2 separate regions of the Homo sapiens genome follow, and region 2 is linked to region 1. The links are chromatin loops, found by intact Hi-C in ENCODE. Cell type or tissue: PC-3. All regions are shown on one strand.

Region 1 (2,500 bases):
CTGAGAATTATCACTGTAACATAGACTCATGACTTTACGCTTCTCTGGCCCCAGTGAGCTCCCAATCCCACTTGTGGAACAGGTGAATGTGATTATTAGAGTTTCCATGCCTAGTGCAAAGAAGGATGGAAAAATGAGCATCTCTAATTTTCTGTTTCTATAAGGTTGATTCTGCTCCCTCTAAGACTCAGATCTCTTAATACTATTCCAAATATAGGCAGAGAATGCAAATACTGAGCAGTCAAAAAAAAATGACAAATGTCTACTACAGCATCTGAGTTGAAAATTCTTGCCATATCGTACAGAATCAAAAATGCCAATACACTGCCAGACTACCCAGTTTCCCAAGTAGCATAAACATGGATTCTTATTTAGCCATGTTCTTGGCCAGTTTCCCACGGGACACACACACACATACACACATACATAACACAAGGAAAATGAAATCACAAAGATACTTGCTCCTAAACTGCAACTGGAGCATGAATTTGTCTAAATGCTTAACTATTCCATGAAAAATAAAATATGACTAGATATTAATCAATTGGGAGTATTTTTAGTATGATTTTTGTTCATCTTGTTTTTTTGCTTGCTAATGACAGTTTTGTATGCCACTTCAGGTTAATTTTGAAAAATAAATACTGGATTAAATGCATTAATATACTCTTATAATCATAACCCTGGAAAGGGTCTTATTACTGTTGAATAAAATCAACAGAAATACGATGAGTTTATGAGTCATAACCTATGCAAAATACAAGGCACTTTTTTTAAATAGGAAAAGCTTAAATTGTTAGACATAACTAAGCAAGAGTATACAGTTTTAGTATGCATAAACCAGAAGTGTTACAATTTTATATCCATGAAGTAGGATATTGAATCATGAGCCCATATAAAAAGGAAAATTCAGTTATCATTTTCATTTTCTCTTCTTGTAAATATTCACATGGTACACTAAATTGTCATTTTGTTTTATTTTGTTTTAATTAAGGGATGTAGTCTCATTCTTTAATTTAACTGTGTTAAGCAAACCAAATAGTTGAAATAAATCCAATGCACCACCGTTGCCCGAAACCTCTACTGTTATATAGTACACCAGCACACTCTATTGGACACATAAGATAATAAATGTGGTCTCCAAAGCAACATTTTAATGTCATTAAATTCTGCTATTTATTTCATTGACAAAGTATTCTTTTTTATACTTACTTTATAGAATAAGCAGAAATTACATGATATTCATGGAGAAATTCAGGATTTTGATATAGACGAGAATAAGAAATGTAAAAATTATGGCCATTTTCTACATACGTAGAGCTTGACCCAATAAATTGCGGGACAATGGGATGAGGATTGAGAAATGCCTTCAGATCAGGAATCGTCTTGCAGAGCAGACAGACCAAAACTAAGAAATTACCCATTCAACCAACATTTTTTGAGTGCCCACTATCTGTAAGATGGGCTAATCCCGTGTGTACAAAAATGGCTAAGACATAGGTCTGCCCCAGCACTCTGAAAAAATTGTTAGAGCCAAAATATTTATAAAGTTTTTCTGGTCCTACATGAGCAAAATATGGATACAGCTCAATTTTTAGATGTCCAATGCCATAATTCTTGTGGCATATTTTGAGGAATTTAAAATTTTGTTCTCAGAAATAAGATAGAGAAGGTGTCAATTTAAGACCGTGGACTCTGGGGCACTTGTACCCACATCTGCCTGTGATTTTCTTTGGTACTTTAAGTAAAACGATTCTAGACTCATTTAATTATCTAGAAATTGTAAATGTCACTTAGGATGATAGTAAAACTGAGTTTTTTAGTGCTTATAATATGCTAAGCTTTTTTCTAAGGGCTTAGAATGTGTTTTCTCATTTCGTCCACACAGCAACCCTATCAAATATTACTATTTTTTCCCACTTTGCTGATGAAAAGACTGAGGCATGAAGAACTTAAACAAATATCTGAAGATTACACAGCTTTTTAAAATAAATGACAGAGTTCGGGTTAAAACCCAGGGTGTCTGATAGGAGGGCTCTTTCTCTTAGGGTACATCACAGGATATTTCTGTGATCAATTTATTTCATTCAAATGTGGGAAGGATAGCGAATGCTCCACAGCAGCTTTCAGGCTTTTAGAATATCAGGGATCTATACAGAAAAGGGGGCATCTAATTGTCTGTGGCTGAGGACTCATTATAATAACCCAAACTAATTGGTTTGTAACTTGTAGCCATTTGAGTAATTCTCTTATAATATGTCAGTCAGATCAAGATTGCTGGGACAACAATGGATATGTTGCAGACAGTGATAACCATGCTTCCGCCCTCAGTCGTCACCATGTGTACCATATTTTATACATGTTTTCTTACTCCCAGGCATACACAACATTAAAATAAATAAAATGGTTGATATCCCCATTTTTAATAAAAAAGAAAAAGGACATTTTAGTAACTACCATAAGTCAAATGAACTCTAATTCAGCATCAATATAGAATGAAGTG
Region 2 (2,500 bases), 160 kb before region 1:
ACTGGAGACGAAACATGATTAACATCCATTCATTCCCATTTCTTGGACTTTCCCAAATTTATACATTTCAAAAACACCAAAATTACCTGGTCTAGTAATCATGGACATGAAGATGTGTAACGAATCCCTTTTTATATGCTGGGCACAGTGTGAGGCACTTTACAGACATTGACTCATTTAATCCTTAATCCCTTCACAAATGCCAGTGTTAATTTCTTCACTTTACTGTTCAGGAAGCTGAGACTTCAGTTAATATGTTTAAGGTTACGGTGAGATTGACTCCTAGGTCTGTATGATTATAAAGTCCACAATGTGTATCATGTATTTATCATCAGTTTGCCTAGAATTGTATTGAAATACTTTTTCAAAATAAAATGAGCACATCTGGAATGAGCCTCATAGATTGCTATTTAATATTTCTGTGATCTCACTTTGCTTGCAAAGTTTAACATTCAGCAATCCACACAAACACTGCACTTATAGACTCCTTTTCAGTAAATATACACATTTATAGCAACAAAGAGAATGGTGAACATTTTAAAAGTAGATGTATGGCCCTATTATCTGCTTTGCTACATAGAGGATGTAATTTTGTTACTAGATGCAAAACACTGGCTAAGGTTGGCAGACAAATTCAGAGAGCCAGTTTTTGGCATAAATCTCTCATTTTTTGGCAAAACTTGTTAGCAGTGTAAAAGCTGTTATTGAGAGCATATTGTGATGATACATCATGTCAATATTTGTTTGGCTGAGTAACACTTGGATTTAATAAATTAATTCTTAAATGCACAATTTACAACTGATGAGCTGTGTTAGAAATAAACTAATTTTTGTTGTCAGTGCCACAGACATTTTGACAAGTCTCTAGTGGAGATACTAGCTTCTCTGATTTTTTAGATAAACGGATGGATGGATTAGGACTTTCTGAATTATCTGTAGATGTGCACATTACGTAGAAATGAAACATAAGAGACAATGAATGAGTAATTAAATGAGTCACATAGGGAAATTAACCAAAAGGACTGTAGAGAGGTCACATTGTTCTTGTGGGGAACTATATCCTTCAGTAAGGAAATACCTTATTTGTTTCTCAAAGCAATAAAAAATGAAGGCTTCAGGGAGCTGTAGTCACTATGACAGATCTGGTGTATTGCTGTCAATTCCACATACACGCAAAATTTAATCTAGAACTTTCATAATCCTGCTGTATGGGTTGGAGTAGAGAGCAAAAGAAGTGACAGACTCCCTTCAATAAAAATTGCTAAAGGCTTAATTGCAGTTGCTTCCCAACATGGAAATAATTATGTTCCAAATATTTTTATTTAATTTTTAAATTAAGCCAGTACCTTGATACCTATGAAAGGGTAATACCTGTATTCATAGAACCTTGCATTTGGGAAGTTATTTTCTAAAGTGTAATCCATCTCCCTATTATTTCCTAGTAAGATTGTATTTCTGAAACCATTAAAAAAATAGTATTTCACAGGAACTTCAATAAAATGAACCAGATTCTAAGGATGCCATCCTCTTGCTGTAAACAAATAAATAAATGTAAAATTCCAATCTATTATTCCTTACCTTCTATACTTTCTAGAGTTGACCCTTAAAGAATGTGGAGGTTCAAGGCCTTGACCCTTTGCACAGTCAAAAATCTGCATATAACTTTTGACTCTCCAAAAATTTTACTAATAGCCTACTGTTGACCAGAAGCCTTAGCAATAACATAAACAACACATATTTCATAGGTTATATACTGTATCTTTAAGCTACAGGAAAGAAAATTTTAAGGAAAAGAAAATATAGTATTCATTAAGTGGACGTGCATCATCATAAAGGTCTTCATCTTTGTCTTCACATTGAGTAGTCTGAAGAAGAGGACGGGTTAGCAGAGGCAGAAGAAAATCCATGTATAAATGGACCCATGTGGTTCAAACCTGTTTTGTTCAAGGGTCAACTGTACATTTTACCTTCATTATATACCTTCTATCTCCACCCACACTGTCACCAAAAAACATGGCTTTGTTCTGAAAAGCTGGGAGTCCCCTAAAGATTTTCCTAAAATGCAGTTTCTTTGCTCCATTTTGAAGCATTCTTTGCAATTGGTCAAATCAGCATTTAGCTTTGTTGCCTCTCCTTGTCCTCAGTCTACCTAGACAGACCTTACATCTCTTTCCTTTTTGAGTGTGAGATATTTTTTAACCCTAACTAATGCTTTTGCTAATTTCAAACAGTCCCAAACATCATCTCCTATTTTACTTGACTATACTATTTAATAGTGAGTTTATATTGACCCTTCCAAACATAGGGATTGAGGAGTATCCTAGAATAAAAAGGAATGTTTTCCATATTGTCAAATGCAACAAGACTTGAATAAACCTATAATTAGTAGATCCTTCCTCTAGATACAATTATAGTTCTGGAGCAGTTGCCAGAATTTGATGTGCCAATGAAATATATAGGGCGATGTTCCAAGGGTAATTAACATCATCACCATTTTAAA

What was found. A loop is a pair of places that touch in the nucleus more often than their neighbours do. Peaks named below come from ENCODE experiments on the same cell type or tissue, not always from the same donor. Only the 100,000 strongest peaks of a DNase experiment are listed, where the experiment ranks them.
Region 2: it touches region 1 in a loop (5-fold over the local background); 4 of 110 quality-filtered maps call a loop at or near these places.

Annotation. Positions count from the first base shown.
Region 1 is chr13:38,529,599-38,532,098 of GRCh38, forward strand. LINC00437 (long intergenic non-protein coding RNA 437) reads right to left here. Exons shown (of 3, transcript NR_126377.1): 3 at 2,402-2,500. Among named protein-coding and RNA genes, the nearest start is that of LINC00366, 37 kb to the right of the region's middle. In PC-3, a CTCF peak has its summit at 1,092; no DNase peak of the experiment used is centred here; H3K27me3 peaks cover 498 bases.
Region 2 is chr13:38,366,436-38,368,935 of GRCh38, forward strand. No RefSeq gene overlaps it. Among named protein-coding and RNA genes, the nearest start is that of UFM1, 18 kb to the left of the region's middle. In PC-3, no CTCF peak of the experiment used is centred here; a DNase peak (open chromatin) is centred at 1,036; H3K4me3 peaks cover 1,076 bases; H3K27ac peaks cover 1,915 bases.